Linked DNA regions of Homo sapiens: region 2 is linked to region 1. The links are chromatin loops, found by intact Hi-C in ENCODE. Cell type or tissue: heart left ventricle. All regions are shown on one strand. Each heading gives the region's core, and the rest is flanking DNA. Links, peaks and the distances in the headings are about the cores only. Region 1 holds the start of LOC124900227 (small nucleolar RNA SNORA48). Region 2 has its middle 38 kb from the start of HCG9.

What was found. Hi-C counts contacts between places; a loop is a spot of excess contacts. Peaks named below come from ENCODE experiments on the same cell type or tissue, not always from the same donor. Only the 100,000 strongest peaks of a DNase experiment are listed, where the experiment ranks them.
Region 2: it touches region 1 in a loop (9-fold over the local background); 5 of 110 quality-filtered maps call a loop at or near these places.

Annotation. Positions count from the first base shown.
Region 1 is chr6:30,123,520-30,135,368 of GRCh38, forward strand. LOC124900227 (small nucleolar RNA SNORA48) reads right to left here and starts at 9,423; the gene lies at 9,286-9,423. In heart left ventricle, for the core only: a CTCF peak has its summit at 7,695 (motif pointing left); no DNase peak of the experiment used is centred there; H3K4me3 peaks cover 767 bases; H3K27me3 peaks cover 7,425 bases.
Region 2 is chr6:30,007,573-30,019,421 of GRCh38, forward strand. It overlaps the pseudogene POLR1HASP and the pseudogene HLA-J. Among named protein-coding and RNA genes, the nearest start is that of HCG9, 38 kb to the left of the region's middle. In heart left ventricle, for the core only: a CTCF peak has its summit at 5,955 (motif pointing left); a DNase peak (open chromatin) is centred at 5,929; H3K27me3 peaks cover 33 bases.

The DNA.
Region 1 (11,849 bases), core at 3,143-11,142:
TTTTCCATCTTTCCAAATTTTTCCAGCTAATCAGAGGGTGGGGAGGAGGGATGGATGTGGGTGGGAATGAGAGATAAGCCTGCCTATCAACTCCTGTATTTAATATAGGATATTCCTGGGGGCCAGGTGTGGTGGCTTATGCCTGTAATCCCAGCACTTTGGGAGGCCAAGGCGGGTGGATCACCTGAGGTCAGGGGGTTCAAGACCAGCCTGGCCAACATGGTGAAACCTTGTCTCTACTAAAATACAAAAATTAGCTGGATGTGGTGGCGCATGCCTGTAGTCCCAGTTACTCGGGAAGCTGAGGCAGGAGAATCACTTGAACCTGGGAGGCAGAGGTTGCAGTGAGCCGAGATTGCACCACTGCACTCCAGCCTGGTGACAGAGTGAGACTCCTCACCAAAAAAAAAAAAAAAAGAAAAAAAAAGATATTCCTGGGGAGTAGATGGGTGGTGGAGGGCGGGGGAACAAGGGTGGGGTATTGTTAAAACATCGTAAAAGGGCTCCTTTTTTGATCTTGAATTATGACTTTCCTATAGATAAAAATTGCACCTTTAATCAGAGAACAATGGCCCAGGTGTCAGGTATAGGTGAAAGTCCAAAGTTCTCTTCAGAAAAGAAACTCTATTTTAGTTATACAGAACATTTATTCAAATCTTCCACTATTTAATTTATGTAAAATATCCTAGTCAATGTTTTTAACCCGAGTGTTTTTAAACATTGCTTTTTAAAAAATAAAAAACTTTTAAAATATTGAACCATTTACGGGGGCTTTAAAAACAGACAGCTTTTGTTCCAAATGAGGATGCCTCTCCTTCCGTTTGTCTGACCTACCCTTTGCCCCCATGGTCCCCTACTCCATTTATTAGCTCCACAGAGACCTGACAGAACCTTAAAGTTGATCCCTGAGTCAGACTGGGCCTGTCTCAAGGTCAGCTCACATCTGAAATCAAGCCTCTGCTGAGTCTGTGGAGTAAAAGGCTGATACTCCCTTCTCTCCTGCAAGACAGCTGTGTGCTCTGGCCCAGAGTGGGCACAGAACTGCTGGGCCCAGGCTGTCAGAAACTTCTGGGCTGGCATCCAGCTGCTCCAATGCACAAAGCCAGCTAACGCAGGCCAACCATGCCAGTGAGTCCACATTACAGAAGGACGGGAAGCAGTGGGATGCGGTACCCAGGGGTAGCAGTCTAATCCCTCCCAAAGCCAAATTCTAGAAAAATTTTCCAAATTTAAAAAATGGAAAAGGGAAAAATGGAAAATGGAAAAAATTTTAAATTTAATTTTCCAAATTTAAAAAATGGTAAAAGCTCTTACCCATGGCCATAGTTTTTCATCTTGACATCCTCAGCACTTACCATGGTACCTGGCACAAAACAGCTAATTTTTCAGTTGCCATACTGAACAGCCATTGTATACAGGCTCTCTATATTCCAATGACAACAATCTTTAGGCAACATTGTTAAGTGACAGAACAGTGTTTAGTATGCAAAACTTTGCTTAATAAAGGGGAGAAATACCAATATATATAGTTGTATTTAACTTCTATTTACATAAAGAAACATTGAAAGGATACGCAGAAAACTAATAAAAGTGTGTACCGGTGGGCCAGGGACGGGGGTAGTGGTAGGTGGAATGAATGAAGAAGGGCAAGGTGGTCACAGTCCTACTTAATCTATACCTTTTAATATATTATTTTTTGAGCCAAGTGTATGTATAACCCTTTAAGTTACATAGTTAAAATCATCTATTTTTGGTTATATAATTTTGTAGTAGCAAAAAACTCAACTGAAAAATAGGAAGCTATTCTCTCCATTTCTCTCTGTGGTCACATAGCCGCTCACGTTTAATTCTTTCTAAGCTCACAGATTGACCAACACAGCCACCATACTTGAGTTTCCATGACTTTATAATTCTAGTGCCCATCACTGTCTCAATCTAGATTTCCTTTTCCCCAAAAAAAATCTGCTACGTCACTTGCTATAATTTCTAGCTCTCTGCCAAATGTTTCACACATAGCTTTTATCCTTTTGAAGATAGCATATACATTGTTATATAGTCTATGCCCAATAACCCCAGAGTCTGGAAGCCCCATGGGTCTGATTCTGTTGTCTGTTTTTATTTTTGTTTTTTTTTCTTTTCTTTTCTTTTTGAGACAAGGTCTGGCTCTACGGCCCAGGCTGGAGTACAGTGGCATGATCTCAGCTCTTTGCAACCTCTGCTTCCCAAGCGCAAGCCGTCCATCCACTTCAGCCACCCTAGTAGCTGGGACTACAGGTGTGCACCACCACACCCAACTGACTTTTGCATTTTTTGTAGAAACGGAGTTTCACCATGTTGTGCAGGCTGGTCTTGAACTCTTGAGCTCAAGTAATTCCCCAGCCTCAGCCTCCCAAAGTGCTGGTATGGCAAGCATGAGCCACTGCACCTGGCCTGTTTCTGCTTTTCTTATGGCAATCTCGCCTCTCTGGGGCTTGATTATTTTTGCTTGTTTGCTAGATGCATTTGAGGCCTAGGATGCTATTATCTTCTTCCCAGAATGATTGTTTTTGACACTAGCAGTTTAGAGTCACTTTGAACAAGTTCAATGGTTACTTGAGATTCTCTGGGCTGGGACACCATTTCTACTCCCTTTAAGCCTTTAAAGGCTGCCAAAAATGCAGCTTGGATTCTTAAACTCTCTTCAGCAAATGCTCCCAGAACAGAAGCGACCCCAGTTGCAGGCTCACCTCCATGTTCCTTTCCTTTCCCAAATTTTGGCCCAGCAATTCCTCACTAACCTTTGAATATTTAAGTAAGATACTTAAAAATATTTTACCCAGCATTTTTAGTTGTCTTCAAATGGAGGCTTGGTCTGAATTACTCAGTCCATTAATGGAAGCAGAAGCCCTTCTGATGCAGGCCTTAGTTTTTCAGTAGTTTGCTCTTCTCTGGGCCTTAGCTTTCAGAAAGATTCTCTTGTCTGTAGTAGTAAAGTCTGTATAAAGTCTGCATGGACTTTTCTTGCGTACACACATTGCCACATCACCTCCAGTCAAGGCTGGAAGAGAATCTTGCATTTTACACATCTAATATTTCAGAAGAGCTGGAGTCACAGCAGTCCTCTTCACTGAGCTCAGAAACAAAACCCTGCTTGTGCATATATTCAGGCTGGGACCTCTAAAATGCAGACACCTAAGTGCTCCAGCTTTGAGAATTCTAGCTTCAGTGTGACAACGGCATAAGGAGTTGCCCTACGGTGTAAAGGCCCCTGTGAGGTCTCAGTTTGCAGACCAGGATGTGACAAGGAGATTGGAGCTGCAGTCAGCTCTAGAGGCCGAAAGAGGAGCCAAACAGCAAACAGAGGTGCCAAATGCTGCCTTAGAAATCTGTAAGCCAGCTAAGAGTTCTGCAGTCTCAACTAAACAAAACTTTTTTATTCCATTGGTTTGGGGTGTACTGTTCTTAGGGCTTTTGCCAACTGAATTGGTCTGTGGTGTCTTGAAAGATTGGGGGTCTGCACGGAAAAGGCTCGGAGGCCAGTTCTCTGAGGCTGCCTTTGTTGCAGGAAATAAAATGAATCTTTCCAGAGCCACAGCACTAGCATTTGGAGACCACTCTCAGGGGCTTTGGGGCGTACGACTTTCGGGGCTCTGGTCCTCTGTTTCCCTATCCGTAGAATGGAGACGGCTACTCTGTGAGAAGCCCGAGGTGCGCAGGACCCAAGTGAGGAGCCGGCAACCTGAAGTCCTCAGGATGGGGAGGGATCCGAAGGAGGCGGTGTGAAGACTCAAGAGGACCGCCTTGGGGTGGGAAGAGGACAGCCCGGCACTGGCTGCTGGCCCAGGTGCTGTGATGGGTTTCGTGCGCAGAGAGGCCTGACAGCCTCTGCATCAGTGACCGGGCGAAGAGTGGGGCAGCTCGGACGGTGGTTGGGGAACGTTAGGGAGATTGGCGCGCGGACCACTGGGTGAGCGCCCAGGAACGCCGGACGCGCGCCTTCACGCCCGGGTGCCTGGCGGCGTTTTAGAAAAGCTGTATTTGAAAAGCAACCGATTGGGGTGAAGGCGGGGGAGCGGAATCCTGATTACACTGTCCCAATTTCAGTTGAGGTGGGCTTTTAAAAGAAATCCCAATTCACACATTCGATCAGGTTAGTTACAAGAAAGGCTGGGAGGAGGTGGGGCTGGAAACACCAGAGGGCCCAGATGTCCGTTGGCGACGGTCTTCTGCAAACGACAGAGCGCAAGCCTTGCCCCTGGAATTCTAGAGCCGCCGCAAAGATAGGAACTCAAAACGACCCGAGCCCCGGAGCCGCAGCCCCTCGGGACGGTCACGAGCAGAGCTCCCAAGGGGACCGCTGGGGACTGGGCGGGGGCTCTGCTTCTCACCTGTTCCTTCTCTATCCACTGAGCCCTGACACGTAGGACCAGCGCTACTAACAGACTTGTTTTCCGGTTCAGCTCCCCTTAGGGCTCCTGTTGGAAACCGACCCTATCTGGGGAGCCTGTCTGGGCCACTCCCATTGCCGGAGAACTCTCCTGGGGCGGGGAGATGGCCCAGGTTTGTGGGGCTTGAAAGCTTACACAGTGTTGTGTCTTTTCAAGAAAAAGGATACAGCCGGGCACGGTGGCTCACGCCTGTAATCCCGGTACTTTGGGTGGCCGAGGTGGGTGGATCACGAGGTCAGGAGATCGAGACCATCCTGGCCAACATGGTGAAACCTCGTCTCCACTAAAAATACAAAAAATTAGCTGGGCATAGTGGCATGTGCCTGTAATCCCAGCTACTCGGGCGGCTGAGCCAGGAGAATCTCTTGAACCAGGGAGGCGGAGGTTGCAGTGAGGCAGTGAGCCAAGATCGTTGCCACTACACTCAGGTCTGGCGACAGAGCAACACTCCGTCTCAAAATAAAAAAATTAAAAAAAAAAGGAAAGAAAGAAAAGAAAAAGGATACAGAATTTGACAAAATTAAGAATAAAAGCAAATATGACTTACAATGAGGAAAAACAATGACAGCAAATGATAAATGTTTAAAAACTGACATATCACAAACATCAAAAAATCCCCCCAAAATTCTAATAACTGCTTGAACCACCCCTATATTTTCCCATTTATATTTTTTGATTCCCTCTTCATTCGACAACACTTTTGTAATGTATTTTCCTGGGTGAGAATGAATAATTTGGTATTTCGTCTAGCATAGTTAAGCAAAAAAAGTTTTTATTGAAAGTTTAGAAAAGTTAATATCCATTTCACAATCGTTATTGGTAATAATATGCAAATTTTTAGTGCTATTAATTTTGGAGAAGCCTCTGTGAAGAGTTTCCTATGTAAGCCTGAGATTTCAGGGCATTTCAAGTTTTCTTGGGCAGTGACTAATCTTAAATACTCTTTTAAGTTGCTGAAAGTCATTGGCCTGTTTTTCGTTAAGTCCTTGTTGTAAAGGTGTAGTATGAAACTGTTTGTAGATGTCAATATTTTATGCCAAAACAACAAGTTTTTTAAGTTTTAATGTGTTTATGTGGTTAATTCTTCATCAAGTGATTGTCAAACAATCTAGGCATCTATTCTATTTAAAATGTATCCCTTCCCTTCAATAAATTGCTGGTTTTGGCTGGAACCAAACTTTTTTTCTTCTTCCAATTCCTTTTCTGATGTCAGAATAACTTCTATTAATTTCATGTGCAAATATGCAAGAGATCATTTTATTTCATGATGTATGTATAATTGTATATGCATATTTAATAAGTATATTCCTAAAGAAGAGAGCTTCCATTTTGACTAGACTTTGATGAGACTGAGTAATACGCTTATAATTTTCTACATCTAGGGGTTAAAAGGATTTATTGGCTTCACTGTCCACAGACTTCTGGTGCCTCATGTCACAGCACACATTCTTATTGTGACAGATCTCTGACCTTTCACTTTAGTCTCTGATGTCAGGTGAGTTATCTCAGTGGGTGGTGGTTCCTGTAAGCCACTTCTACACTGAGACGGGTAGCAATAACTTGACTATACATGAAAGTGCTTATGAACCACATATCCTAGTAATCTCAAACAATGTAATCCCAACTTAATTTCCCCTTAGCTAGAACCCCCACATGCTACCTGATACAAGAGAAACTGTGACAGAGGGAAGTTGACGTGGAAGGAGACAGTAATCCTAACCGTGGTTAAAATATGTTACTTTTGCAAATTTTACAAAACACTTAGCATGACCATATTGAACACATTGCTTGGAATTCCAGGGTCTTGGAAAGAACCAGTGCAAGGGATGAACTTAATGGCAGAGCTTCCTCTGCACACTTCACGACTGCAACAGGCTTGTCCCTGAAGTCTCTCCGCTGGGGTCCCACTTCAGGCTGACGTACTGTCTGTGTCACCGAACATCACTCTCTGCATTTGCTTACCCTTTTTGATTCTTCCCTGTGCCTCAGTTTGGAGTTGGAAGCTCATAAATTCCCCTATTATAGGGAAGTGGCTGATTGTGTAACCCTATCCTTTTGTTGAAATAGGTGTGTCCAGTTAAGTATTTACTGTAAACCAGCCCCTCATACGCATTCCACTGGGGGTGGATTCATTGCTTTCTACAACCTCGCCATATGTAATGTCCACACTGGTCCATCTGGCTGTGCTTCTCAAGATCAGCTGTTTTGTAGGACTTGAAATAAGGATTCCTTAACAACCTGGTGAATGCCTAATAGCCTCAATACATTTCAGGCTGTTTTAGTTTTGTTTATTTGGTTTTCGTGTTTTGTGGTGAGAACACTTAAAATCTACTCTCTCAGCAATTTTCAAGAACACAGTGTACCATTACTAACAAATCACCAGAAGGTACAACAGATCTCTTGAAGTATTCCTCCTTGAAGTAACTGAAACTTTGTATCCTTTGACCAACCCATCCCCATGCCCACCACGCCCAGACTTTGGTAACCACCATTGTATTAATACTGTCTGCTTCTACCAGTTAACCTTTTTACACTCTAAGTGAGGTCATGCTGTATTGGAGGTTGTTTCCTCCACGCGACTGGGTGGAATTCAGAGGTTCCTACCAATAACTCATTTCTTTCACCAGCAGCTCCCAAGGGCTCTGCTGAGTCCCCCATGCCTCCTGAATCTGAGATCTTGAACCCCTGCTCCTCCCCAACCCTGTTTTTCTGAGAACTGCCTCATCAAACATAGAGCATAGCAACTTTCCTGAGATTTCTCTAAATTTCCTCTTATTCAGGTCACTGTGCATGACAGATTGACTGCTTGATTCCTGGAAGTCTAGGGATAAAAAGTATTGAGTGCTGGTCTAAAGGACAGGTTTCAGCAGAGGACACAATCTCAGAGCAGACAACTTAAGTTTCAGTATTAGGCATTTCCGTTCTTAAACATTCCTTCACTATTTCTGCCCAAGACATTTCTCACTGGTAAACTTTCCTTGTTGGTTACCTGCCTTCTGCAGCCCTGCAGGCTCTGTCTCTCTCCTGGGCCACCCCTCTTCCTCTTACACAGTTTTATGCTCCCCTTCCCTTCTCTTTCCTTCCATCTTCAGTCTACATATTTCACGGCTAGCTTTCCACAGCCAGATGTTTCTTGCCCTGAGGAATTATGCTATCAGTTTTTAAGCCACCGTTTAAAAGACGGTTGCCAGTGCCCTAGAGTCTTGGCAACAATGCTCCACCTTCCGGAGGTGAAGCGAAATGGTGTCCTGTCTTGAAAGACAGCGCCACCTACTGTCCATCAAGAGACAGCTGCCGAAAACAGCTGAATGACCCTGTTCATTGCCTGTTCTGGGGAGGGTGGCAGATAATCCAGGCAAGAATAATTCGAAGGTACATTGAACTTGAGGTGGTGATGGAACACTTAAGAATGCACAGAAGTTTAAACTCAATAGGGATAGTAATACCAAGCTGGCATCGGGCCTCAGGGAGGTTACAGGATCTGCATAGTGCTAACAACTGTGCATCGGTAGAATGGGAATCTGAATCCGGACACTCCGCCTGTGAAGTCCACGTAGCTCCACCTCGCTGCACTAAGATAGAGTAGATCTCCTTTTATGGATGATCAAATAAGTGAGAGGGAACCCAGGAGCCAGTGGAGAGGAGAATTTTAAGGAGGGGACTGCTGATGATCTAAAGTTTGAGTCATCAGTTTGGATGTGAACTGAGAAAATACCGCTGGGATTTGAGTTTAGGACTTAGTTGGAGACCCTTAGAGAGTGGTTTAGGGTGCCCAGCCCTGGGATAGGCATAGGAGAGTATGGAAAGACAGAAAGACATAGTCCTATCCCTCATGAAGCTAAATGTGAGCCAAAGCCAGGGAAGTTGGCAAAAATCAAATGGTAATAAATGAGACGGTGATTTAGGAAAGAGAGATCCATGTAGAACCTGCAGGCCCCTCTGACACCTTTGTGAAAATTAGGATGGATCAGTTCACTTTCTTGGGGCCATTGCTGCCCTGAGCCAGAGCCCACAGCTTGGCAAGCAACCTCTGGGCTAGGTCTCAGCCCCCATTCATCAGAATGAAGACTGACTTGTTAGGAAAGTTTCATTCAGGAAACTGGGACTTGAGCTGGGCTTCCACTGATGTGAAGGGTTTGGAGCAGCTGTGTGAAAGAGGTAGGAGTTAGGTCTTCCCTGCTGGGAAATGTCAAAACAGAGGCAATTAAGAGTCATAAAGGAGAGAGAGAAGACAAAAATCACCTGACTCTTGGCTCCAGTATTTTTAAAGCATGAGAAATTAGATAAGATCACTCCTTTAAAACAGTTACTGAGCACCTAATATATTCAAGGAGCTATGCCGAATAGGCTGACTCAGGGAAATAAGGACCCTGACAGTTGCGCATTAGTTTGTAGTTTATGAAGCACATCCATTTCCAGCTATGACATTTTGTCCACTTTCTTGTAAAGGAGGCTGAAGTTGTGGCTGCCCCTGAACATGAAGCTACAAATCTCCACAATTAGGACCATAATCCAGATTCTTTGACTAGTCCAGAATTCCTTTCATTCTGACCATCCTCTTCTTAAACATTTTAAAATTTAGGTAATTGTTTAGATAGATGGCACATTTGCTGGCTCAAAATTTTAAAAACACAGGAAAAAGTCTCCCTCTTGCCCCTGGTTTCCACACATCTAGTTTCTCTCTCCAGAAGCAAATTTTACTAGTTCATTGATATATTCTTCCAGAGATGTTCTTTGCATAAAAAGCAAATAAGAATATTTATTCTTCCCCGATTTGTGCAAATAATAGCATATTATACACACTGTTCTGTACCTTGCTTTTAAATTTAATTTATTTTTATTTTTTAAAATCAGTAATCTATGTGTCCAAAGCATAAACCAGGCATGGGCATAGACCAGAAGCCAAGCTGGGATAAACAGGGGGTTGCTTTGTTCCTGTCTGATGTGAGATGGGCACCATTAAGCTTTTTTTTTTTTTTTTTTCGAGACAGAGTCTGGCTCTGTCATCCAGGCTGGAGTACAGTGGCGCAATCTCGGCTCACTGCAAGCTCCACCTCCCGGGTTCACGCCATTCTCCTACTTCAGCCTCCCGAGTAGCTGGGACTACAGGCACCCGCCACCATGCCCGGCTAATGAGACAGGGTTTCACCATGTTAGCCAGGATGGTCTCGATCTCCTGACCTCGTGATCCACCTGTCTCGGCCTCCCAAAGTGTTGGGATTACAGGCGTGAGCCACCATGCCTGGCCAAGCTTTTTTTTTTTTAATGTATCAATTTATGTTGGAGATTATTCCAATAGCAAAAGTTCCCTTCCACACCCCACCCCCTACTAATGGCTGCACAATGTTCTATTGTATGAATGTAGCTAGTTTATTTAGCTTAACTTCCGTTGATGAACATTTGTTTTTTTTCTAAAATTTGAAGCAAATGTTTCTAAAACATTGATGCAATAGGTATATGCATATATTATTTCACATATGCATGAATATATATGTAAAATTTCTAACATCAGAATTGCTGGCTCAAAGAGAATGTACATTTGTAATCTTGGAGGAAATTCTCAAATTCCTACTCCTCTAAAGGAGGAGTACTAATTGGCATTCCCATCAGCAGTGTATGGGAGTGCCAATTTCCTCACACACTTACCAACACTGTGTTACCAAATGTTTGGATTTCTGTCAATCTGATAGGAAAAATAGTATGTCAGTGTTATTTTAATTTGTATTTTCTTCATGAGATTGAGATTATCTTTTAATATGCTTTAGAGACATTTGGTATTTCTTTTTCTATGAAATGTCTGCTGAGATACCTCTGCCCAATTTTCTTCTTGGTAGTTGATAAATTCTTATTTGCAAGAGCTGTATATAAAAGGTAATTAGCCCTTTGATTTTGATGGCAGTTGTAAATATTTTTCTTCTTCCAATGGTATTTCGTCATTTGTCTCTTGACATTGCACTTACGGTTTTTTTTCCCCCATGCAGGTCTTTTTTAATGTGGCTGAATTTATCTTTCTTTCCTTTTATGGTTTCTACATTTGAAACATTCTCAAGCTACTGCTAGTTAAATACAGTGGATTTCTGCCTTCAAGTTGCTCAATAAACCAGTAGGAAAATCAAGAAAAGTACCTAAGTAACTAGTAGAAGTTACTATATAGTCAGTACTATAAGTTGGTACAAAGTGCTGTTTCTTCATCTGTCTATCCATACATCTAATTATCAATCTATCTTTCCATCTGTCCATTAATCCATCCATTTATCAAGCTTTTACTGAATCCTTTCTAAGAGCAAGAAAAGGTATATATAGAGAGATGACATTTTATGGTAATGAAGCCCATGGGCTGGGATAAGAGACACCCAGATCTGAATCCCAGCTCTATGTTTACACCACTGTGGCCTTGGGCAGGTTACTTAATCTGTCCACATTTTTGTTTCTTATACTATTTCATGAGATACGACAGGAACGTAGATTGTGGAGGGGTCAAGGATTGAAGGTTAAAAAACAGACATTGTCGGAAATGCCTTAGGAAGAGAACTATAAGTGAGTACAATGCCTACATTTATAATTTCAGGTGGTGAAATCTGAATCCTGACAAGGTCAAGAGAGTGGCCACTAGGGTGGGTGGCAAAAGCAAAGGTCATTGGATGTGAGCAGGACAAGAACTGAAAGGCCTTGGTGTTAAATGATCATGTACATAGTCTTTGAAATCACCAGGATCATGGTAATTTCACAGCCAGATGAAGGGCAAGTTCTGGGAGGATCCTGAGCACAGGAGCTTCTGTCCCCGGTGGAGTGTGGGATGTGCCACCCTCCCAGCATGTGGATGCACTCACCAACCTGGAATCTCTCCAAACCTCTTTGTTCAGGATCTTACAGAGGTTCCATTATTTAGGTATGATTGATCAAATCACTGGCTGTTGGTGATTAACTCAGTCCCTGGGCTCCTCTCCCCTCCCCAGAGGTCAGAGGTGAGACTGAAAGTTCCAACCAGCCAGGCGTGGTGGTTCACGCCTGTAATCCCAGCATTTTGGGAGGCCAAGGCAGGCAGGTAACCTGAGGTCAGGAGTTCGAGACCAGCCTGGCCAACATGGTGAAACCCCGTCTCTACTAAAAATACAAAATATTAGCTGGGCATGGTGGTGTGCACCTGTAATCCCAGCTACTCGGGAGGCTGAGGCAGGAGATTCGCTGGAACCTGGGAGGCAGAGGTTGCAGTGAGCTGAGATAGTGCCGTTGCTCTCCAGCTTGGGCAACAAGAGTGAAACTCTGTCTCAAAAAAAAAAAAAAAAAAAGAAAGAAAGAAAGAAAGATCCCACCCTCTAATCACATGGTTCTTCTGCCAACCAGCCCCCATTCTTCCTCCAAGAGTCACCTCATTAGCATAAACCCTGGTATGGTTGAAAAGGGCTTATTATGAATAATAAA
Region 2 (11,849 bases), core at 1,230-9,229, 120 kb before region 1:
AGGAGACGCTGCAGCGCGCGGGTACCAGGGGCCATGGGGAGCCTGCTCGATCTCCTGTAGATCTCCCGGGCTGGCCTCGCACAAGGAGGGGAAGAAAATGGAACCACCACCAGAATATCGCCCTCCCTCCTGTCCTGACGGAGAGGAATCCTCCTGGGTTTCCAGATCCTGTATCAGAGATTGACTCTGAGGGCCCACCCTGCTCTTCCTGGGACAATTAAGGGATGAAGTCTCTGAGGGAGTGGAGGGGAAGACAATCCCTGGAAGACTGATCCGCGGTCCCCTTTCACCCCACAGCAACCTTGGGCACCAGGACTTTTCCTCCCGGGCCTTGTTCTCTGCCTCACACTCAATGTGTCGGAGTCTGACTCCAGCTCCTCTGAGTCCCTTGGCCTCCACTCAGATCAGGACCAGAAGTCCCTGCTACCCTGCTCAGAGACTAGAACTTTCCAAGGAATAGGAGATTATCCCAGGCGCCTGTGTCCAGGCTGGTGTCTGGGCTCTGTGCTCCCTTCCCCACCCCAGGTGTCCTATTCATCAGGATGGTCACATGGGCGCTGCTGGGGTGTCCCATGAGGAATGCAAAGTGCCTGAGTTTTCCGACTCTTCCTTTCAGACCCCCCCCAAGACACACGTGACCCACCCCCCTCTCTGAACATGAGGCATAACGAGGTCCTGGGTTCTGGGCTTCTACCCTGCGGAGATCACATTGACCTGGCAGCGGGATGGGGAGGACCAGACCCAGGACATGGAGCTCGTGGAGACCAGGCCCACAGGGGATGGAACCTTCCAGAAGTGGGCGGTTGTGGTAGTGCCTTCTGGAGAGGAACAGAGATACACATGCCATGTGCAGCACAAGGGGCTGCCCAAGCCCCTCATCCTGAGATGGGGTAAGGAGAGAGATGGGGGCGGCCATGTCTCTTAGGGAAAGCAGGAGCCCCTCTGGAGACCTTTAGCAGGGTCGGGGCTGGGTCCTGGAGGTCAGAACCCTCACATTCCCCTCCTTTCCCAGAGCCCTCTCCCCAGCCCACCATCCCCATTGTGGGTATCATTGCTGGCCTGGTTCTCCTTGGAGCTGTGGTCACTGGAGCTGTGGTCACTGCTGTGATGTGGAGGAAGAAGAGCTCAGGTGGGGAAGGGGTGAGGAGTCGGGTTTGAGTTTTCTTGTCCCACTGGGGGTTTCAAGCTCCAGGTAGAAATGTGTTCTGCCTGGTTACCGGGAAGCACCATCCACATTCATGGGCCTACCCAGCCTGGGCCCTGTGTGCCAGCACTTACTCTTTTGTAAGCACCTGTGACAATGAAGGACAGATTTCTCACCTTGATGATTGTAGTGATGGGGATCTGACCCCAGTAATCACAGGTCAGGGGAAGGTCCCTGCTGAGGACAGACCTTAGGAGGGCAGTTGGTCCAGGACCCACATCTGCTTTCCTTGTTTTTCCTGATCCTGCCCTTGGTTTGCAGTCACACATTTCTGGAAACTTCTCAAGGTTCCAAGACTAGGAGGTTCCTCTAGGACCTCATGGCCCTGCTACCTTCCTGGCCTCTCACAGGACGTTTTCTTCCCGCAGATAGAAAAGGAGGGAGCTACTCTCAGGCTGCAAGTAAGTATGAAGGAGGCTGATCCCTGAGATCCTTGGGATATTGTGGTTGGGAGCCCATGGGGGAGCTCACCCACCCCACAATTCCTCCTCTAGCCACATCTCCTGTGGGATCTGACCAGGTTCTGTTTTTGTTCTACCCCAGGCAGCCAAAGTGCCCAGGGCTCTGATGTGTCTCTCACGGCTTGTAAAGGTGAGACCCTGGGGAGGCTGATGTGTGTGGGTTGTTGGGGTAACAGTGGATATAGCTGTGCTATGGGGTTTCTTTGACTTGGATGTATTCAGCACATGATGGGCTGTTGAAGGTGTGACCCCTCACTGTGAGTGATATGAATTTGTTCATGAATATTTTTTCTATAGTGTGAGACAGCTGCCTTGTGTGGGACTGAGAGGCAAGATTTGTTCATGCCTTCCCTTTGTGACTTCAAGAACCCTGACTTCTCTTTCTGCAAAGGCATCTGAATGTGTCTGTGTCCCTATAGGCATAATGTGAGGTGGTGGGGAGACCAGCCCACACCCGTGTCCACCATGACCCTGTTCCCCACACTGACCTACATTCCTTCCCCGATCACCTTTCCTGTTCCAGAGAAGTGGTGCTGGGATGTCTCCATCTCTGTCTCAACTTCATGGTGCACTGAGCTGTAACTTCTTACTTCCCTATTAAAATTAGAATCTGAGTATAAATTTACTTTTTTCAAATTATTTCCATGACGGGTTGATGGGTTAATTAAAGGAGAAGATTCCTAAAATTTGAGAGACAAAATAAATGGAAGACATGAGAACCTTCCAGAGTCCACGTGTTTCTTGTGCTGATTTGTTGCAGGGGAGGAGAGTAGATGGGGCTGTGCCCAGTGTGTGCTCAGGCCACCATGGGCTTTATGTGGTCACAGCTCACCTGGGTCATCTTTGCTGCTCCACTGTCCTTGGCCCTTCAGTAGAACCTTGTCCCACCAGGACCTGTGATCACAGGGACTTGGATGTCACCTAGGGTGGTCCCTACACATCGAAGTCCTTCCGGTATGAAGAGACAAATTTTCAGTCCCCTGTATCTTTTGCCCTCCTTCCAGGTCTCTTTCCTGGATTGTATTTTCCATCTTTTTCCCCAGCCTTCTTAAAGGAAGCAGATTCTGAAATTTGCAGAGAGGAGGGGTCCCATAGTTTCTCATCGTAGGTAACTTTCTGTTGGAACTCCTCTTCTGCTTTCCTACTCTTCTTCCTGCCTGAGTTGTAGTAATCCCAGTGCTGGCTCCAATCCAAACTCATGCATTTATAAAGCAGAGTCTGATTTAGATTTATATGGGGTTGGAAAATTGGACCCACAAGGCTAGGATTATCTTTCCTGAACAGAAAAATATGGCTGTGCGCTGCAGTGTGCAGGAGGGTTGGTGTGGGAGGAGGTGGGAAGGACACACAAGCAGCCCTGGTGAGAAAAGCACTGGCAGCACTGATGTTGGTGTGAGATGATGTTGTTCTTTAGCTACGTTAATAAAGATATTGCCTTTAGAATACAGAGGTGCTCTACAGTGATCATTCATTCAACTGACATTTGTTGTCTGCTAGGTATATGACTGTTTTTGCATTTAGAAAACATCATTAAAGTAAAAACAGAAAAATTTCTGGCCTTGTGGTGTATACGTTCTAGATGCAAGCTTGTCCAACCTGCAGCTCTCGGGCTGCGTGTGGCCCGGGACAGCTTTGAATGTAAGAAGTTTTTTTGCTTATCTGTGGTAGCAAATATCATGAAAATTATGCACGCACATGTTTTTCTTTTTTCTATTCTTTCTGCTCATCAGCTGTCATTAGTGTATTTTATGTGTGGCTCAAGACAATGCTTATTCTTCCCAACTGGCCCAGGGAAGCCAAAAAATTGGACACCTCTGTAGGCAGATGATAGATATAGTATAAGCAGAGTAGGAACAGAAAATGCTTGAGTTAGAAGGTGGCAAGTGCTGTGTGGCAGGTGATCCAGAGGGTGGGCTGTGGGGACAGGAAGGTGGCTGTTGTGCTGGGTGGTCAGCATGGGCCTTGTTGCAAATGTGACCTTGGAGTAAAGATTTGAGGGATGTGAGGAGTTGTCTACAAGGATGTCTGGGAAAGTTCTTTTCAGGCAGGGGAACCTTCAGTGCAGATGCACTAGGGCAGGAAATTGTCTGTGTTCCTGGAAGGAGGAAGAGGCCAGAAGGGCTGGACACAGAGAAACTGAAGTGAGGTCAAAGGTGTGGCTAGAGCAGGTAGCCCTGAAGGGTGTGGGAAGGGTGTTGACCTTTGCTCTGAATGACATGGGGAGGACAGTTTTGAAAAGTGGGACATGGTAGGGCTCATCCTTTGAAAGCTTCTTTCTGGCTGCTGTGCTGAGAACAGAATTGAGAGGTGGGGAACCAGTGATGCAGTGGGGAAAATGGTGGGAAAGGAGTACAGTATTCTAGGATGGACACGTTGCTTACCTTGACTAGGGTGTGAGCAGGGGAAATAGTGAGAAGTGAAGGGATTCTGGATGAATTTGAAGATGGACTCACAGCACTTGCTAATGGATGTGAGAAGAAGAATCAAGGACACCCACAGTATTGGACTGAGTGAGCAGAAGGGTGGAGCTGCTGTCAGTGGAGATAGGGAGACTCTGGCAGGAGTACACAGAGGAGAGGGCATCGCAGGCATTCAATGGAGGAGACATCTATGAGGAATGCAGGTGAGGGGCCCAGATGCCTCTGCAGCTACAGATTCATCATCCAATCACTCTCCTACTCCCACCACCCCTGTGTCTCAGAGCCAGAGCACTGATTCTCCCCTGGGCTGTGGGCACAGGTAGGTGAAAGTCAGGGAAGTTGTGGTCTGCTATTGGTTATAATAAGTCACAGATCATTATGCTTTCTCAGATAATTAAAGAAATAATAAGAGAATGTGTAATTAGGACACTTAGAAGACTACAATAATGCAAAGGTTTTTATTCATCTAAAGAAGGTAACATAAGAAAAATAGTTGAGCAAGAAAGAGATAATATTAGAAGGCAGCAAATGACAATGGACAGACTTAAACCCAATGAGGTCAATAATTACATTAAACATAATGGACTCAGACACTCCAATTACAAGACAAATAGTGCAGGGGGGTAAAAATAAATAACTAAATAAATAATCATGGGCTGTTTACAAAAGACATAATTTCAGTAGAAGGTAAAGAAAAGTTGAAAGTAAAAGGATAGAGAATACCAGACAAACATTCATGAAAGACCACATGGAGACGCCATTTAGAAAAATTACAGGATATGAGTCTCCTGAGACATAGAGTACACGTAGACAGCTCACAAGGTCTTTTTCCCTTTTTTCAGAGACAGGGTCTGTTGCCCAGGTTGAAATGCAATGGTGATATCATACCTTACTGTAACCTCAAACTCCTGGGCTGGAGCAATTCTCCTGCCTCAGCCTTCCGAGTAGCTAGGACCACAAGCCTGTGCCGCCACACCTGGCTATAATGTCTCATTTTCTCATTTGCTGTGGTGTGAACAAGGAAACAATACCATGCCATGTATTTGACTTGCAGCAGGCACACAACAAATGTCAGGTGAATTAAGAAATAAAACCACTTAGTAATCCAAGCCATATCCACATTTACATCTTACAGATGAGGAGCAACATCCCAGACAAGTAAAGTAAAATAAATTGATTTACATCATCCAGAGCAGAATCGAGAACACATTCCCTGTGCTAAAGGAATCAGAGCTCTACTAAGGGTCATAGCAGATATCATGCAAGTCACATATGTTAATTACTAGAACAGGAATTGATACATTTCAAGATATACTAAACAAAGGGTTTGGAAGGATTAACTGAATGCAGAAATAGAGGAAGAAAATGGATTTGTTTAAAAGATGGTTAGAATCTTTAAAGAAACAACATTTTTTTAAAGTGGCCTTATGTGGACCAAAGCAGAGATGAACTCAAGTGTCAGGTGGGAAAATGCCTAAGTGCAGCTTCTAGACCCAAGGGAGACCTAAAAATCCTGGGACATTTTCGGTTGTCACATGGGGATTGGTGGGAGGGGGTGAGTGGGGTGTTGCTGGCAAACCTCCCACAATGCACAGGACAGACCACTCCACAAGATTCTCTGTCCCAAATTGTTAATAGTGCTGCTGTTGAGAAACCCGCCCCAGAGGTAAATGCTGTAATGTCCTCACCATTTCACAGATTAAGAAACTGAGGCACCAGGGGGAGAAGTGTCAGTAAGACCTGAGCTGCAGGTTGAATCCAGGCCACTTGGCTACAGGGTCTTGGCTCCCCTGGTTAAGTCAGGGACCCAGTAGCCGACCACAAACAATCCCAGCTGCACGGTGCCTTCATGGTCTGTGGCGCCCCCTGGTGTTGACACTGGGCCTGTGGCCAAATGAGGCTTGAGGGAAAAGGAAAAAACAGGTTTGGGTAGGGGGATACTCTTTCAGGCTCTCCAGATTTCCAGCCACGACTTACGCTCAGAAAAAATAACGTCCACCTTAATTATCTCTCCAACCCTGTTTTTCCCTGTCCCGGCTAGTTCCCTCCCTTGACTCCATCAACATCGGCACCTGCCAGACGCCCACCACCCACCATGTAAGGAGTGAAAAGGCCCCAGGACTAAATGACAAGACGAGGTTCCACCCCAGCCATCCCTCCCCTCCTAGAGCTCTAGCTCTGTGCCTTTAGTGCTTAGGCTCTTAACCTGGGGTCCAGGAACCCACTTTCCTATGACACTGCGTGAAGAAGTGATGTTACACGCACACATGACTTCACTACAGGACATTGGATATTAATATTCATCAGATCAGCTAGAGGCCCAAGATACCACTCTTCTCCCAACAGTTTGTGATCCTCTGAATTAAAGAAAGGGTAGGGATTGAGGGAGGCCCTAACTCCAAATCTTCTACCACTTCTAGCGAAGTGCTGAGAAGAAGTGCAAGGTACTCAACCTGCTCTGGGGATACAGCAGGAAAGCAGAGTGTTTACGGATTTCACATTCCATCAAAGAAAATCCATTTTGACAAAATATCCAAGTCACTTTTCTAAGCCCCAGGCAGCAGTTCAAACAAATAACATCAAAAAAAACCAAAATCTTGGCCCAGGTGAAATCATTGAAGCTATAAAACTTTGTGAGACCTGTAGTTAGAGAGAAGGACAATTCAGTTTAGGGCTGCAGCAGAAAATTCCTATATCATATTGTGTTCTTCTTCATCATGAAGGTCCCCTGAAGGGACCTTCTCCCTTCAGCAGTGCATAGTGAGGCCATTTCCGTGCAAAAAGATAGAATCTCCTGGGATTCCTGATGTTTACACTTACTACTCACTCCTTCACTTTGTAGATGCCAACTTCACATTAGACATCTTTCAGTTAATTTCCTTACTCTGTCTAAGCAGAATATTTAAACTTCTTTCTGAAGCAGAAAACCAGGGACTGGTTATGTGAGCTATCACCCCACTCTGTGGCTCTCTTAAGCAATAAGCATAAGAGATTGTGGGCCAACAGAATTTGTAGCAAGGTAAACATAACCCTTCATTTCAGCCTATGTTTCAGCTTGTCTAGTGATGTTCCAGTCTTGCTCCAGTCTTAACATTTTAAAATTTATAATTTTACTTGAATATGATTTTATAAGAAGTCATATATATTCATTTCTGTTGAGTCTGTCAGTGAAAGCCTTCTCAAAACAACTGTGAAGTAAAGACAGGTAAATAAATGCATGGTGCTCCCATGTATTAATGCTCACTGCATCTTACAAATGTGTCAGCCCCACTGCAACAGATGGTGCATCAACAAATGGTGCTGGAAACCTGGATATCAACATGCAAAAGAATGATGCTGGAAAAAATTCATGTCCTTCCATTACACCCTTTTCAAAAATTAAGTCAGAATGACTCAAAGAACTAATCTTAAGAATTGAACCTGTAAAACCCTCAAGAAAATACTGAGGAAAATCTTATGGACATTAGAATTGGTAGTGGTTTCTTGGCTGGTGACCAATAGTACAAGTAATATAAGAAAAATGACAAATTAGAATGCATCAAAATTTAAAAACTTTTTTGCATCAAAGGACACTATTAAGAGAATCAAAAGAAAATGCACAGACCAGGAGGAAATATTTGCCAATCACATATCTGATAAAGAATTAATATCCAGAATATGTAAAGAACTACAATTCAACAATAGCAAAACAATCTCATTCAAAAATAAGTAAAAGACATGAATAGACAATTCTCCAAAGAAGATATACAATAAGGACATAAAAATAAGGAATGCTGGTCAGGCATGGTGGCTCATGCCTGTAATCCCAGTACTTTGGGAGGCCGAGGTGGGCGGATCACGAGGTCAAGAGATCAAGACCATCCCGGCCAACATGGTGAAACCCCGTCTGTACCAAAAAAATACAAATATTAGTTGGGCATGGTGGCAGGTACCTGTAGTCCCAGCTACTCAGGAGGCTGAGGTAGGAGAATCACTTGAACCTGGGAAGTGGAGGTTACAGCGAGCCGAGATTGTGCCACTGCACTCCAGCCTGGCAACAGAGCAAGACTCTGTTTCACAAAAAAAAAAAAAAAAGGAATGCCAATAAGGACATAAAAATATGGTAAACTTCACTAGGCCAAGTGTTGGTGAAGATATGGAGAAACTGGAACACTTGTACACTGCTGGTGAGAGTATACAGTGGTGCAGCCACCATGGAAAACAGAATAGTGATTCCTCAAGAAAGTAAAAATAGAATTACTATATGAGCCAACAATTCCACTTTTGGGCATACCCAAAAGCACTGAAAGCAGGAACTCACCCAGATATGTGTACACTCAGGCCCATAGCAGCACTATACCCAATATCCAAAAGGTGGAAGCAACCGAGTGTCCATCAGAGGATGACTGGATAAACAACCCACGGTGCACATAAGCATGGAATATTATTCAGCCTTAAAAGTGAATGAAATTCTAATTGGATGAGCCTTGAAAACACTATAAGTGAAATAAGCCAGAAATAAAAACAAATATGATATTTTACTTATATAAAGTAGCTAGAATAAGCAAATTCATAGAAACAGAAAATAGAATAGAGATTACCAGGGGCTGGGGGTAGGGAGAATGGGCAGTTATGGTTTAATGGGTACAGTTTCTGTTTGGGATGATGAAAATGTTCTGGAAATGGATATTGGCGGTGGTTACACAACATTGTAAATGTGCTTACTGCCACCAAATTGTACACTGAAAAAATGGTTAGAAGGTAAATTATATAGTATGCATGTTTTACCACAATTTACAAAAAATATATCAACACTAAATCCAATCACAGCTCTCATCGAGTTTTTTTATACTGGTGTTTCAACAAGCACATTGCCGCTGTGGAGGGGAGGGGTCCTTGGAGTTCTTATGCCACCATGTTCTTTGGTGTCACTTCTCAGCACAACTTTGGTGGTCAGAGCACAACTTGGTTTTATACATTTTAAGGGGACATGAGACAGTGATCAACATATGTAAGCTAAAGATTGATTCCGTCTGGAAAGGCGGGACAACTCGAAGCAAGGAGGGGGCTTCCAGGTCACAGATAGATGAGAGACAAATGGTTGCATTCTTTTGAGTTTCCGATTAGCCTTTCCAAATGAGGGAATCAGACATGTGTTTATCTCAGTGAGCAGAGGGGCGACTCTGAACAGATGGGAGGCAGGTTTACCCTAAGCAGTTCCCAGCTTGACTTTTCCCTTTAGCTTAGTAATTTTGGGGCCCCAAGATTTTATTTTCCTTTTACAGAACCATCAATACTTACAGAAAAAAAAAAACCCTGAATGTACACAAACCTCTATACCAAACTACCAATTTACAGAAAATACAGGTAATAGAAATACATTAAACCACACCTTGGCGTGCAATCCACAAAATGCAAACAATAGGAAACCTTACCATACAATATAAATTTCAAGGAGAAACCTATGGAACAAATGAGAACAAAAAACATATTTTTAAAGGTAAAACTAAACTATAATTTTGGATGATGAAAATATAAAGTCCAGCATAGGGAAGCAGTTCCTTTAGAATTTTAGTCACAATTAATGGAAGGGTACTGAAACCTGCTATTTCCCAGTTGAATAACAGGTCCTGGGGATATAGAAGGTCTTGCCACAAGTTGAATCCATAACTGCTGCTTTCCTGGTACCAGGGAGAACAGGTTTCCTATCAAGGACTGGGTAGGAGTGTTTGCCAGGCCTGTATCAGCTATTGCCCAAGTTTCCACTTTACAAAAGTGCCATGCATACATGCAACAACATAGTGCCTTCTCCATGCATCCCTTAAGAGATGAACTGCATGCTATCTTAGGGCCAGTACATTATGAGTCCAGTGCTGCCCCTATTGTGGAGCCCTCACAGGAGATGTCTCCAATGGTACATGAAGGCATGGCCCTCATTCCTGATAATGCTTGGTACTTAGATGCATTGAGCCAAGGTAACCCTGTGTATGGACAGTAGTAGCTGCACAACCACAGACAGTATCTGGTTTGAGATGGGAATGCAACAGAGCAGTCAATGGGCAGAACTCCAAGCTACATGGTTGGTTTGTACCCGTGAGCCACCACCTATAGTTCTCTGTACAGACAGTCTGGCAGTACTTAAGGGTCTTACAATTTGGCTTGCCCAAAGGGCCTGAGATGATTGGTATATAATTTAAAAATCCTTATGGGGAGCTGATATGTGGAAAGACATTTGGAAAAGTCTACAGGAACCCACTGTGGACCTAATTGCTTCAGCACACTGGTCAGATTCACCTCCCAGAAACATGGAGGCAGACATCCTAGCAAAAATTAGAATACTGAGCTAGTTGATTAGGTACATATCACAGTGGGGATTTCAGTGCATGAATGGGCTGCCAAATAGCAAAGGGAGCAGGATTGGCTCTCTGCTATGCAGATTTAGTGGTGGCGGTAGCAAACTGCTTAATTTGTTCCCGTCTGTACCTCTGCCACATCCCACATACACCTGGACATATACATAAGACAGCCACCCCTGTGACAGACTGGTAGATAGACTACATCAGACCCTTGCCAGTAATCTTGAGACGAAAGTATGCACTAACATGTGTATACACTGCCATGGGATTGTTGCAAGCTTTCCCTTGTAAGAGCAAACCAAACAGCCACCATCAGGGGCTTGGAGCAACTCAGTGTCATGTAAGGATACCCTCCACATATTGATAGCAATCGAGGCATGCATTTCACCAGACACGGTGTCCAAGACTGGATGCATGAAAGGGACATAGACTGGGTATTTCACTTACTGTATACTCCCCCAAGCAACAGGGTTGATTGAAAGGAAAAATGGTATTTTGAAGGCACAGTTTTGAGCACTCTCAAAATCCAATATCTTTCATAGTTAGACAAAGATTTTGCCTCAAGCCATTAGAAACCTTAATTTAGTTGAGACAAATATGGTGCTGGCACCACACCAATGACTCAGGACCACCACAGAGATGGATCCATTAACCATAATAGTAAAGAAAGTCCAACCAGATGCATCTCTGACCTGAGCAGATAAAAGGCCAATGGCAAAGGTTATTTAGAACTCCTCAAGATCTTGAGCCAGGGAGGAGACACTTGAATGGGGGTTGGACTAGCAACTTCCCCTATGTTGGATAGAGCATTTCTTTCCAGACAGCAAGGAATTCCCTACCAACTAAAGTGGTCTCCATTGATCCTGCTGAAGTCTGGGCCAAAACACTCCACATACCAATAAACTGGAACACAGTCCCTTTTAAGAAGCACCCTGGCTGGCCATTTGACATGGTCCTTTGCTGCCCCTGTAACCTTACACATAATACCAGCGCCTTTGCCCCTCAGGCAACATGTTTGGTGTGTACTCCCAGCCCACAATCCTATGTTCCTAATCAACAGAGATGGAGCTACCAGTAATTCTGTTTAATGGGGAAGAACTGCCCCACCAAATACCTACTAAACATTTTTAATTCCACCCATAGTCTTCTGTTCCTATTGTTGTTCTGCTCTATACCTCTTGGTTTGGTTCCTGAATAAACATGGTAAAGGGCATTTTTAATTCTGTGTCTTACACCTGGCATACATATCATCGCCTGTTGTTTGTGTTGTTGCTGTGGCCCCTGCTTAACAAGTAGAAAACAAATTGATAAAATGTGTCACTCACACCATCAAAATGTCACCCACAGCCCTCTCTGAAGGCTCAGGGACTATGGGGGAAATGTGAGTCCATGAGATTGTAAGAGCTGGATTAGAGGGCTGGGATGTGGA